Regions from separate parts of the Homo sapiens genome. Here region 2 is linked to region 1. Evidence: read pairs that join two places in POLR2A ChIA-PET (ENCODE). Cell type or tissue: Caco-2. All regions are shown on one strand. Each heading gives the region's core, and the rest is flanking DNA. Links, peaks and the distances in the headings are about the cores only. Region 1 holds the start of CIMAP1C (ciliary microtubule associated protein 1C). Region 2 overlaps UBE2Q2 (ubiquitin conjugating enzyme E2 Q2).

Region 1 (6,961 bases), core at 1,749-5,748:
TATTTTTAGCAGAGATGGGGTTTTACTGTGTTAGCCAGGGTGGTCTCTATCTCCTGACCTCGTAATTTGCCCGCCTCGGCCTCCCAAAGTGCTGGGATTACAAGCATGAGCCACCACACCCGGCCATCTCTCTCTCTATTTTTCTGAACCATTTGAAAGTAAGTTGCAGACATAATGCTCCTTTATTCCTAAATATTTCAGTGAGTTTTTCCTCTTTTTTAATTTTTTTTTTAAAATGAGACAGGGTCTCGCTCTGCTGCCCAGGCTGGACTGCAGTGGTGCCATCAGAGCTCACCACACCATCAAACTTCTGGACTCAAGGGAGCTTCCTGCTTGAGTAGATGGGATTACAGGCACACACCACCGTGCCTGGCTATTTTTTTTTTTCTTTTTTGGTAGTGACAGGGTCCCACTGTGTTGTCCAGGCTGGTCTCGATCTCCTGGGCTCAAGCAGTATTTCCTAGAACAGGACCTTCTCTTTCATAACTGGAGTGCAATGATCAAAACCAGGAAATTAACATTGGTACAATACTTTGAACTAAGCCATAGACTTTTTTCTCCCCAGCTTTGCCAATTTTCCCAAAAATATCCTTTATAACAAAAGAAAACCTCGGCTTTCTTCTGAGTGTCTATTCATCTTGCATGGTTCTTCAGCGTTTCATTGTCTTCCATGATGTTGCCATTTTTGACAAGTACAGGCCAGTTCTTTTAGGTGAATTTTGGTTTGAGTTTGTCTGTTTTCCTCATGATTAAATTCAGGTTCTGTATTGTGGCAGGAATGCCTAGGAAGTGATGCCGTGCCCTTCTCACGCAGCCTATCAAAAGACACATAACTGGCTGGGCGTGGTGGCTTACACCTGCAATCCCAGCGCTTTGGGAGGCCAAGGAGGGCAGATTACTTGAGGTCAGGAGTTCGAGACCAGCCTGGCCAACATGGTGAAACCCTGCCTCTCCTAAAAATACAAAAATTAGCTGGGCATGGTAGCAGGCTCCCCTAATCCCAGTTATTCAGGAGGCTGAGGCAGGAGAATTGCTTGAACCCAGGAGGCAGAGGTCATAGTGAGCTGAGATCACGCCACTGCACTCTAGCCTGGGTGACAGAGCAAAAGACTCTGTCTCCCCCAAAAATCCCCCACAAAAAAACCAAACAAACAAAACCAAGAGGCACACATCTATTGTGCAATCATTGGGATGTTGACTCGTATCACTTGGTTGAGGTGATGCCTGCCAGGCCTCTCTTCTATAAAGTTACTGTTTCCCCTTTGCAATGAATAAGCATACGCCAACATTGAAAGGTCAGGTTGAGGAAGGAAGGAAGCCAGGAAGAAAGCCAGTGCAGGGGCAGCCGAGAGACAGAAGGAAAGAAGGAGGGCGTCCTGGAGCCAGCAGGAGGGGCAGCATGAGTGAGGCAGGGCTGGCATTTATTGCATTAGAGGATGAAGAGTGTCCCTTGGAAGCAGCTGCCACCTGCAGGTGGCGGGCGTCGAGTTAAGCCTCTTTCGGGTGGAGCAGTGGGCCTGGAGCCAACTCAGGCTGAGTCAAGTGTGAGAGGGAGGTGAGAATGGAGATGACTGGAAAACACCTCTGTGGGGAAGGTGGTCTGTGGGCTGGGCAGAGAGGGACAGGCAGTGACGGAGAAGCATGTGGGCTTGGGGGACAGTTTGAATAGATAGAGGGGACTTAGGATATCTAGAGTGTGACAGGAGGGAGCCAGATGAGAGGCGCAAGTCCAAGGAGAGGGGTGCAATCCACAGTGTCCCAGGCGGGACGTGGGAGCCGATGACAAAAGACATGGCGGTTCTGAGGCTGTGATGGGGGGTACTCGTCAGAGCCCAGCCTGATGGGGCAGGTGGATGGGGGGGCCGGAAGGATGGCCAGGCGAACAGAGGAGAGTGAGCCATGCAGGGGATGATCCCTGGGGGTGGGGGAGAGGGGGAGGGCAGGCTGCCCAGAGGTGGGGGTGGGTGGCAGGTGGCGAGGAGGGCAGGTCCAAGGTTCTGGCCATGAGACTGTCCTGACAGCTTTAGCTGCCTGATGCAGATGGACAACGCAGACCTGGGGGACGCAGTGCTGGGATGTTCCAGGAAAGGGGCTGGATGAGGAGGGTGGTGAAAGCTGGAGGGGCCTGAAGGATGACGCAGAAGTGCAGGGAGTGCAGGGTCAGCACTGGGGTCTCAGAGATGGGGGGCAGGGGATGGCCTCCCAGAGAGACTGGCTGTCAGTGCTGTGGGAGGTGGTGAGAAGCCCAGGATTGCAGTGGGGGACCGGCCTGTGAGGGAGTGGAGTGGAGGTGTTTGCACATGAGGAGGTCTGGGAACGGGGAGGCCAGGGCATTGGTGGTGGTCCCTGGGGAGGCCTGAGCTATCAGGGTCATGGCAGGAGTTGGGGTGGGGTGGAGGTGGCCTCGAGCCACGGCTGCTAGGTTTATGAGTAGGGACCCAGGGCAGCCCTGAGGAGCTGAAGGGGGACACACCTGGATGCCAGTGCCCCAGAGGAATGGGGCATTTGATGGGGAGGGCACAGTCTGGGGACCAAGGCAGCCAGAGACCCACGGCACTGTGGACTCTGAGGCATGAGGGATGTGAATGTCGGAGCAGCCAGCTTTGGACAGGGCCGAGGGCCACCTCCAGGGGTGAGCTGGGTCTCCATCAGAGCTGGAGGAAAGGAAGCATTTGGAACAAATTGGAGTGGCTTGTGACCTGCTGGGGTGCGGGGTGGCCTAGTTTCCTGAAGAGCTGTGCACCAGGATGATGGGGCAGAAGCAGTGAGGGAGGAAGGCAGGAGGCTCCCCGGGCCTGAAATACTTGGAGACTGCCCGCTCACCAGGAAGGTGGGGGTCCCAGCCCCAGATCCGGCCCCTCTCAGCACTGGGATACCATCAGGGCTCGCAGCTTCCTACAGGAAAAGCTGACGCGGATGGGGCTGAGGACATAGCATTGGCCCTGGCCTGAGGCCAGTGAGGCTGGGTCACCCCCCAGCCTGGCTCAGCCCTCCCTTACCCAGAAATCAGAGGTTTACTTGCCCCATGGGCATATGGGGGCACACAGGGTCTGCTGCTGGGGGGACTGGGCCCCTGTCCTCTGTTCTGAGGCCTGTGGTCCCTCAGGGGCTTCTGGACACCCTGCATGCCTGTCCTACCTGCTGCTCTGAGCCCTCGCTGTGCCTGCTGACTGGAATGCGTTCAGAGCATGGCTTGGTTTCTATTCAATCAGAGACTATGATCCAAGGAGAGCCCTGGGTTTTGTGTCCTGGTTCCATCTCTGCTATTTTGATGTAGTAGGAGACTTTGGGCAAGTCCTTGTTCCTTTCCGGGCCTCAGTTTTCTTAACTGTGTACTGGGGTGGTGACAGACACCCCTGTCTAAAGCCAGCAGTCATCTGGTTCCTGAGATGGACACCGCTGACCCGGTTCAGGTCAAATCCCTAGTCTGTTACGAACAGTGGAGGTGACAGGCCCCAGGCCCCCAAAAGCCTCCTGGGTTCTTAGGAATGAAGAGGTTCCCAGCATGTTTTCAGGCCTGGGGCTCATCCATCCGTCAGATGGGGCTGGCTGCCTTCCCTCCCCTTCTATGTGTCCTCTCATACCGCCCTCCAACTCCAACTGCTCCCCTGCCAAGGGAGTGCTCTTGGTCACAGGCACAGGAAGCAGCCCCTTGAAGGCTCAGCACCACCCCTCTGTCCTCCTTTATTTGCTTCCCACTCCTTTTTGTATCCATTGAGCTAGACATGGATCTCTAAAGATACCACACCCTGGGATAGGATTCTGGGGAGGAGCTATCAGACAGTCACACCTTAGTGATAATTGACTTGATATTTTGCCAGGGGAAAAATAGACTTGACAGAAGAGAGGGCATGTCCAGAGCCTGGGAGGTAGGTGGGAGAGGCAGGGGGTAGAGAGCCCCCAGGGGGCTGTGTGTGCTGCACAAACCCTTCACCCGTGACCCACCAACCCTTTCCATTCCTTTCCCCAACCTTAGGGCACCCACTGGGAGTGAAGCGCTAGCTGATACGTAACACCATCTCTCCATTTCCCTTCCCTGACCCAGGGTCCTGGGGACCCCCAGGCCACTTGGCCTGGTTGGTGATGGGGGACAGTGGGATAGTCAGGGTTCCATAACTAAGCTCCCAGCATAGAATTTCCACGCCGCAGTTCAGGCGCCATGGCAACCAGGGGAAATAAACACTACGAGTTTCACAGTCCAAGCTCTGCCGTGACGTCATCTCCAGCTCCAGCCTGCTGGGGCCTGTGCTGACTGTGCCCCAGACAGCCTTAGCTGCTCAAGCTGGAGAACTGTCTTCCTTCCCAGCTTCCTCCGTGTCTGGGGTGGGGGATGGGGGGGTCTCAGGCAGGGATACTCTAGCCCCTTGACTGCTGTTTAGACCCTGCTGTAGCTGCTGCTGCTCCCTGCCCAGCCCCAGCCATGAAACTGCCCAAGGGGACCAGGAGCTCTGTGTACTTTGCACAGCACCCAGAAAAGGAGCCATTGCCCTCAAGGCAGGAGGTCAAGCAGACCCCTGTCATCATGGCCAAGATCAAAGGTGAGAGCCATCCCCACCCTGGGCTTGGGCCCCCTCCCCTCTCTCCAGGACTCCTTCCAGCCTGCCTCCTGCAAAGCCCCTTCCAACTTCCTTGAAGCCTTACAGAAGACCTGAGCCTCCAAGCTGACCCTCACAGGCAGTGTTGGCTGCTGGGATTGTCCAAGTGGGTGGGGGAGGAGGGGAGCATGGGACTTGCAGTGAGGCCCGCTTTGGAAAAAGACTAGGAGCCTTTGTCCTAGCTTTAGCTTTCCTCACTTCCCTTCAATTTTACTCTCAAGGGACAGCAGACGCTAATTCTTACTATGTTGGTAATGACTGACTAGTGCTCTAAGTGGGAGTAGTTTAGTGCAGGGATTGAAGGTTTGGGTTCTACTGGATGATGGTCTTAGAATCTTCACACTACTAGTTTGTGATATGTGGGTAGATATTTCTAAGCCTCAATATTCTGTAAAATGGGAAAAACAAGAGCATTTACCTTACAGCATTGTTCAGAGGCTTAACGGAAATAATCCACGTCGGATGCCTAGTGGAGAACCTGGAGCAGAATAAGTTCTCAATTAACTGTAACTATTAGCTTCTTATTATGCATTGTCTGTCCAAGGGAAACTGCATTTTATCTGGAAATACTGCCTTCCCCCAAACGAAGCAGCTGGATGGATGCTGGGCTCGTGGCAGTGCGATAGCAGCAAGAACAAATACCCCCAATGTTCCCATGGTGCGCTGTACTGGGGCTTCCCCTGCCTCTGACCTGGTGGGCCCAGGCTGAGGGCTGTCCTGTCCATCCTTACAGGTCCGGGGCCCGCCAAGTACCTCCGGCCATCCTGCACGGGCTACATAGATCATGACATCTCCATGTTCAAGGCACCAGCTTATACCCTGCATAGCCGGCACTCAGAGAAGCGTGAGCGTTGCCACCCCAGTCATCCGGCTGGGGTTGGAGCTGTTGTTGGAGGTTGAGGGGAGAGACATGGAGCCATTCTCTGTAGCCACTGGGAATCTGAGACACTCAAGGGGCCCCCTGGGTCCAGAGGAAGCCAGCGGGGATTGAGGGTGGGGCAACTCCATGGGCATCCCCTAGCCGCCTCTCCCAAGGGAGCCTATAGGGGATCCTGGCCCTGTCCAGCTGGCACAGCAGAGTCTCCTTTTTCTGGCCTTTGGCTGGGGCCCTTCAGCTCCGGTCGCCATGCTCTGCTAGGGTCACTTGCCATTGTGGCCAGGCAGGAACAGCTAGGAGGCCAGTGGGGAAGTGGTGGCCCCCAGAGCTCCTCAGGTGGCCTAGAACCCACTGGAAGGGCAGAAGCAGAGGCCACAGATGACCTATGCTGCTGGGCAGGGTGTGGTGGCGTGCACCCGGGGGTCTGAGATCTGGGGTGCCTGTCAGGCCTTTCCCTGGGGAGAATACCCACCTCAGCAAGGTAAGCCCCTGGCCTGGCTGGGCCTTTGCTGAATGCCCACAGCAGCCACAGGGCTATTACTCCCCGTTGGCCCCAACCCCTGATTGGGTGGGTGGCTGCCCAAGCTGCTGGGCAGCTGTTATTTTACTGTTCCTCTGAGCAAGTTCTTGAAAATACCAGGTCATGTGTTAAAAGTCCCATTTTACAGATGAGGAAATCAAGGGTCCCCAAACACCCAGGAGCCACAGAATCTGAAGTGGGAGGGAGATCTTGCCTGGAGGCAGGCCAGGTGCTCAGTGGGGCAGCCTTTGGGGCTGACCAGGCCCTCTCCTTGGTTGCCCTGCAGGGATGGTGTGCCACAGCAGCCCTGGGCCTTGCTATCTCTTGGATCCCAAAATAACTCGGTTTGGAATGTCCAGCTGCCCGCAGGTCCCCATGGAGGAGCGCATCTCCAACCTGCGTAAGATGGGGTTATGGACAGATGTTGGGGGTTGGGAGGTTGGGGGGTGGGGTGCACCCTTAGGACCTGGGCAGGGGCAAAGGGTCAAGACTTCCTCCTTGGAAATGTCTGGATGCCGGTATCTCCCTGCAAGACACCGACATTGCAATGCTGACATCACCATGTCTTGAAGTCAATGTTATGACATGCAGCATGTCACCAGGTGACGTTATGATGACATGGAGCTCCTGTTGTGGATGCAATATTGTCATGCGAACGAGCTCACAGACTGTAGTGATCTCAGAATGTTTCTGTGTCGCTGTCAGAGGGACAATGTCTGGATGCTGACACTGTAGCAACTGGGGGTAATCCAAGGGGAATGTTATGATGACATTATGGTTTTTTACATGATGACCACTGTGTTGCCATCCTGATGTCAGGATGGCCTAAGTGACCATCTTATTTATTTATTATTTATTTATTTAGATCGAGTCTCGCTCTGTTGCCCAGGCTGGAGTGCAGTGGCGTGATCTCGGCTCACTGCAACCTCCACCTCCTGGGTTGGAGTGATTCTCCTGCCTCAGCCTTCT
Region 2 (6,961 bases), core at 1,246-5,245, 130 kb after region 1:
TCAGTACAAGGAGGATTTAGTGAGGACTAGTGTAATGGCACCCACCGCTAGGTAGAAACTATTAAAATTGACTTGCTAGTGAAATATGACAGACTATCAGGAGATAATTATCATGGCAGCTGCTCAGTACAAATGTCTGCTAACTTTTTATTATGGAAAATCATCAAATGTACAAAAGTTGAACAGTGTAATGTAGCCAGCCTCAACAATGATAAACTTTTGGCTAATCTTCATCTGTACTCCACTTTAGATTATTTTGAAGCAGATTCCAGACAGATCACTTCATCTGTAAATATTTCTGCTTGTATCTTTTGAAGGTAAAAGACTCTTTTATTTTTTATTATTATTTTTTGAGACGGAGTCTCGCTGTGTCGTCCCAGCTGGAGTGCAGTGGTGTGACCTGGGCCCACTGCAACCTCCGCCTCCCAGGTTCAAGCAATTCTGCTGCCACCGCCTCCCGAGTAGCTGGGATTACAGGTTTCCGCCGCCACACCCGGCTAATTTTTGTGTTTTTAGTAGAGACGGGGTTTCACCATGTTGGCCAGGCTGGTCTTGAACTCCACCTCAAGCTCCCAAAGTGCTGGGATTACAGGAGTGAGCCACCGTTCCTGGCCGTAAAGACTCTTTTAAACATGGATGACTGTTTTGATAAAATGACATGGCTTGTTCATGTCGATACCATTTGCTTAGAAGGGAAAGATCAAGGGAAAAATGGGGTTGGATTTCAAATGATTTGGTTTGATCGATGATTTGTTATTCTCTAAAGTTGTAACTCTGGAAAAGGTAATGAGTTTGACTTATTCTTTAACTTTTCCTCTTTAGACAGTTCAAATATTTGAATTCTACATGCTAGGACTTGTTTTCTTTATACTTACCAAGAAACATCCTTATGCAGTTTCTCTAATGTTTGAGAAACTAAGTTGTTTTTTACACACGTGCATGCTAGTTCCTGAAGAGTCCTGTACAGGTGCTCTGCTGGCTTTTCCTTTCAGGTTTCTGTATCAGCTGTATTTCTCCCTGTAGAATGTGCCCCTGACCTCCACCCCTTAACCTTACCCCATTTGTCTTTATATGCCTGACCATCCGTCAAGGCTCTTCTGGGTCATATTTAGTTCATGCTGTTATTTCCCCTTCCTCCCTTCTTTAGTCCTTACTATTTTTGCTTTGGTCATGTTTTCTTATGCTGTATTCTGTAAGCCTTTAAATTTTTCTTTTTATGGTGGCAGGGGAGAATATTTTATAATTATGCTTTGTGCTTTTTATCTTCCACTCAATAAATGCTTCATAAATATTTGAGTATATAGCGCTATTCTAGCTGTATTGTATTTGAACAAAAATCTTAACTGCCTTGTAAGTTAACTGCTAAGAATTTGTCAAAAGTGCAGAGATAACATCAATAACTTGTCATGGATAGTACAAAAAGGTCTCTAAGGGCTTGATGGAAGTCTGTAAATTGACTTCATATGAGAGTGTAAGAAGTGAAAAAGACCAAAACAGAGTAGATGTTTTACTCTGTAGGCCAAGGGAATTGAGCTAATTCTTTTCCTGTTTTATAAATTTGTCCTGATCTTAAATAATGAAGGGAAAAGAGTGCTCTTTTTCAACCTCGAGTCCTTTTTATTCTTTTCTGTGAAGCCATGATATGAAAGATTGCCTGTTATACAAACTTAAGTATAGTTTTTCCATCTTCAGTAAACTAACCTGATTGCCGTCTAATTAGTTGTTACAATCACACCGAAATGCAAAGCAGCTTGTTTTAAGCAGCCTTATTGGGAGCTAGTATATGGCTTTAGTCGTTTTGAAGTATTTAACATAACTTGGCAACTCCATTACTCCTTTTATGGACTTTTTGGCATCTGGGCATTCTTGGTAGGAAATCACTGTTTTAGAATGAAAAATCTCCCCCAGGAAGTAAATTAGCTAGTAAACAAATGAAACTTCATTTTTTATATTACTTGTAGAGCATAAATGATTACCCTTTCTGCGTATAAGTGGCTGTTTGCTAGGCTGCTTTTAGTGGGACTTTGTTTTTGATTGGTTAATTAAATTTCTATTCATTATTGCCAAAAAGTGCCTACCCCCAACAGCAAGATACTAAATTTTAAAAATGTTGGAGCTGTGAATCTAGGAGGAAGTGAGAAGTTTAGCTTTTATTTAGTAGTTAGGAGCTTAAGTAAGTCACTTCTTTTACTGTGTTTCTGTGTACTATAGATAATATTTTTTTGCACTGCAAGAGAGCATATAGAGGAAAGCTCTTTGGCAATGATATTATGTTCTACAAATATAAAAGCGATGGTGTCATTTGTGGCTGAATAACACTTTATTTTGAAAATGCTTTATAACAGGTTTTTGTGGGAAATAAAGCAATGCTGTTAACTTCATCTTGCATTTTTCTAGTCTTTACTATGATTAAAAAGTAGTCCAGTCAAAGTTGTACAAAGGAAATAAACCTGGACTAAGGAGCCTAAGACTTTTCTCTTTGGTTTGCCCTCCTGGGACAGATTACCTTTCCAAATTGAATTCATGGAAGAGCATTTGGAAATATCAGAACTGTCATGTTAAGCACCTAAGTGGTACTTTCATTCCAGAAGAATCATTGTTTTCGTTTATCTGACCAATTTATAATATAGGGTCAAATTCCTGGTGGTTATTTATGCTCCCTCATCCCCATTTTTATACCTGTCCTTGAAAGGAACAGATATATGAAGAGAAGACTTAGGTTTCCCTTTTGTGAATAGTATATCCCTTAGTATCTTGATTTTTTTTTTTTAATTTGGTTAAACATATTTAGACCTGGAAAAGGGTAGTATTTGATAAATGTCAGCTAGTTGAGGGGTGGGGAATTGAGTTGAATGGAGATAGTCACTGCCAAATGTCAAGCATGACTGGAGAGCCAGAGTGATAAAGCAGGGGTCCCTTTTTCCAGATCCTTTGTAACAGTGTTATGTGATCTCTTCTAGAAGATTCTGAAAGATAATCCCAACTTGGAACCTAGGAAACCACCCAGTGGGTTTCTGCAGCTTAGGTGGTTCAGATCCTCATCAGCACCTTTTTCTGTGCCTCAGTTTGCTTACAATGATGTTCTCAGTAGCTGTAATTTGCTGCTTGTGTTTGAATACTTAAGCATTTTCTTTTTATCATGGGTATATGAACATTTTTATTTCAACAAGTGTTAGAATTTTTACTCTGCTTTTGTGGGCTCTAGGTTAGCTACTTGGTTGTTTATTTGTAAAATGATTAGCAGGGAACCATGTGTATGCATTTTAAGTATCTTTTGTTGTCAGAGCAGTTAGAATTTTATTAAGGTACTATATGCTAATTCTGTCAATTTACTTCGTTCTCCACCCCACATTTATTGAACAGCAAACTATGAAAGTAATGTGTCCCATAACTGGCCTTCAGAAGAATTACAACTGCTGTTATCTCTGAACCTTCCAGAAGTTTGTGCATCAGTTTTAAAAAAATGATGAAATCCCTGAAGATAGCTGTGTCCTACATTTGGAAAGATACAAAAACTGACCATTCTGGTCAACCAGTTTTGGTTGCTGGTGCTTGAGATAGAGCCACACAATGGTCTCAGTGGATTTATGGAGAAAAATAGATACAGAAAGTTACTTCTAAATAAGACAAAAAAATCTTTTTCTTGAGCAGTGACAGGTAAAGAGGTTGGTTTGGTTAATCTTGAGTTGTGTTTCCCTCCATTAAGACAGTTTTATGGTGGGGATGGTAGTGGTGATGAACTTGTTTGAAATTTGTCCACTTACAGTAATGTTTATGGTAGCTTCACAGACAACTTCATTCTCACAGGCCTTAGAATTACTATAAAACTAATAGAATGGATGAGGAACAAAGGACCTGAGTAATTAGATGCTTAGATAATTGTTCTGTGTTTTCATAACTGTGGTGAAAAAGAGTGGTGCTAGAAGCACTTAAACATTCTATGTACGGGAAAACTGCCTGAATTTGTATTGGGATTTTTGAGCACCATTCACTGTTTAAAAACTGATATACCATAGGTCATATTTATTTTAAAGAGAAATAGTAGGCAAACTTATCTTTTCAAGATAGATATAAAGCTTAGTTAACCTTATCAAAATTACAAAACTTAAAGCATGTGAAAGATTGAAAATATTAATACATAGGTTTAAATATTGGTCATTATTTTAGATGTCTTTCAAAGTAGATTCTCTCTTAAATGTTAAACTGAACAAACCTTGAACATGATGTAGAGTTTGTGCTGAAGGTTAAGTTTCCTGGCGTGGTGGATATTTTATAATATGGAAAACAAAACCTTCTTATTGTAAGACATTAAAAGAAATTTAGTCAAAACTAGGAGATATGATTCTACCACTCAGAATATACCACTATCAGAATTTTGTATCTTTCCAGTTATCTGCTCATCTCTTTTCTCCGATGCTTATGTGTGTTCCCTCTCCCTTAAAAAATCAGATTTTTTTGTAATCTGCTTTTTCACTCAACAATATTGTAGATCCGTGTTATAACTTACTCCTTACGTGTAGGCAAGATGAATTCTGACCACCCCAAGGTGGCCATCCTTGTCCCTGTGATTCCAGATCTCCCAGAACTAGAGGTCTAGCTTCAGGGAAAACCCAGATTTTCTTGGCTTAGCCCACCTGACAGCTAATCACTGGAAATGGGGTGGGCTGGTAGAGTCCTTTGGTCAGGTTTTGTGTCAAGAGAGGGAGGAGGAAAGATGGGAGGGAGGTAGCAAAACTGGTCTCAATGGAACTATGTAAGTTAATATAGAATGGCAAAGGGATGTTTCTTCCAAGGAAAGAATTCTAAGGAAGGAAGGAAAGTGGAGGGGAAGGCAGCAGTTCTCAAAGTTTTGGGGTCAGGACTCCTTTACACTCTTGAAAATATATTCAGCACTTAAGGGCTTTGGTTTATGTAAGTTACGTCTATTGGTATTTATCACTACAAGTTAAATCAGAAATATTTAAAACATTAACTCTTTAAAAACTCATCACATATTATTATAAATGTGCTTTTACGAAACAAAATTTTCTAAGCCAAAAAATAGAATAGTAGCACAGTCTTAAATTTTTTGCAAATTTCATTGATGTTTGCTCTGTCATTTGCTTTTGCATTTAATTTGTTGTATGCTATTTGCTTGAAATAATGTAAACAAAATCCAACCTTATACAGATACCTGGTTGGAAAAATTGTGAATATTTTAATGGCCATTTTAGATAATCCTGGATATTCTTCTTTTTTTTTTTTTTGAGATGGGGGTTCACTGTGTTGCCCAGGCTGGAGTGCAGTGGTGTGATCACAGCTCACTGCACCCTCAGTCTCCTGGGACTCAGGTGTAGGCCATCTTACTGGCTAATTTTTTGTATTTTTTTGTAGAGACAGGGTTTTGCCATGTTGCCTAGGCTTCTTTTTTGATGCTCTATCAAAACTTGGTCTTTCTTGAACTTTGGATCTTTTACCCTTGTATGATATTATAACATCATGCATTGGTCATTTAGAAAATAGTGGTTCACCGAGATCTTCTAAATGTTGATACATTTGATTTTACAGTATCAAAATACATTCATCAATATTGCCATCAATGTTATCAGGATATTCTTGGAAAACGGTGGTGGATACAAGTTTTCAAAAATTCTAATTTTTTGTTCAAAAACTTGCATTTTATTATTAGCAGTTTTATTATTGAAATTTATTATGGCCTGTCTGTTGTTTTCCTTGAAATGACAGAATCTCATTTTTTGAGGAAAATGACTGCCAAAAACCCAAGTTGAAATAACATCGTCAGTTATCCTTTCAAGTAAAAATGGTATTCCATTTAAGTGGTTAATTCACTTCATGACTTAGTCACACAAGGGTTTTTTCTCAGGCAGTCTGTAGGAATGCTCATGTATACTTCCCGTTTCATCACTTGAAATATTAAAAAGACATATTCAAGGATTCAGATGTAGTAAAATTTTCACTGCTTCATCATAGACATTCTTTTTATTTTTGAGACAGGGCCTTGTTCTGTCACCCAGGCTGGAGTGCAGTAGCGTGATCACAGCTCAGTGGAGACTCGACCTTCTGGGCTCAATCAATCCTTCTGCCTCAGCCTCCCTAGTAGCTGGGACTACAGGCGTGCAACCACCATGCTTAGCTAATTTTTTTATTTTTTTTTGTAGAGATGGGGTTTCACCCTGTTGGCCAGGCTGGTCTTGAACTCCTGGGCTCAAGTGATCCTCCTGCCTCGGCCTCCCAAAGTGCTGGGATTACAGGCATGAGCCACCATTCCCAGCCTTATCGTAGACATTCTTAAATGAAACTGACCTTTTGTTGCCCTTCCTTTTTAAGCCTTTCCTGTGCATAGTGAAGAATACCATGACTACTAGTAGTTTGGTGTTACCGCCTTTATTTGTGCTAAAGTGCCAGCGTTTTTACCCACCATTGTATCTGCACCCTTACAGCATATGTCAACATGTTAGTATTCTTGTAAAAATAGTTTGGACCTGGGGGTCTGAGGTCCCCACTTTGGGAACCATTGAAATAGGTACTTAGATCTACAGTGTATCATATCTTTTCATCTACAAGATTAAAAACATGATTTCAGTTAATTGTTTTTGTAATTTTCTTAATATGGTTTTGAGGGGTTTCAGTCCAGAGTGAAGACATGTATGTTTCTTGGCTTATGCTGAAGTTTACTAGACAAATACTAACCTAATAATGAGATCCTAAGTGTAGTTGCAGTTTCTTTAGCCTAAGGGAAAAGAAACCTAAAAACTAAAACAGTAAAAATGGTCCAGATGGTGTATTCCCAATGTGTGCTGAAGAATTTGAAGAAGAAAATGCAGTACTCAATAAGTGGTGTTAAGAACAGGATTAATTCTGGAGAGTTTCTCATTTAGCCTGTAAAGAGATTTGGGGCACAGTAAGAGTTAGAGGAATGAAAATAGTAAATAACCCATTATTGACCAGGTATACTATTAAT

Evidence for each region. ChIA-PET counts read pairs that join two places held together with the same protein. Peaks named below come from ENCODE experiments on the same cell type or tissue, not always from the same donor. Only the 100,000 strongest peaks of a DNase experiment are listed, where the experiment ranks them.
Region 2: POLR2A ChIA-PET joins it to region 1 with 6 read pairs; 7 of 35 experiments call an interaction of 5 or more read pairs at or near these places.

The regions. Positions count from the first base shown.
Region 1 is chr15:75,719,780-75,726,740 of GRCh38, forward strand. CIMAP1C (ciliary microtubule associated protein 1C) reads left to right here and starts at 4,262. Exons shown (of 4, transcript NM_175881.5): 1 at 4,262-4,538; 2 at 5,329-5,439; 3 at 6,279-6,392. The coding sequence starts at 4,421. RefSeq lists an enhancer at 4,332-4,501. In Caco-2, for the core only: no CTCF peak of the experiment used is centred there; a DNase peak (open chromatin) is centred at 4,212.
Region 2 is chr15:75,845,904-75,852,864 of GRCh38, forward strand. The region is part of intron 1 of UBE2Q2 (ubiquitin conjugating enzyme E2 Q2); the gene reads left to right. Among named protein-coding and RNA genes, the nearest start is that of UBE2Q2, 5.9 kb to the left of the region's middle. In Caco-2, for the core only: no CTCF peak of the experiment used is centred there; no DNase peak of the experiment used is centred there.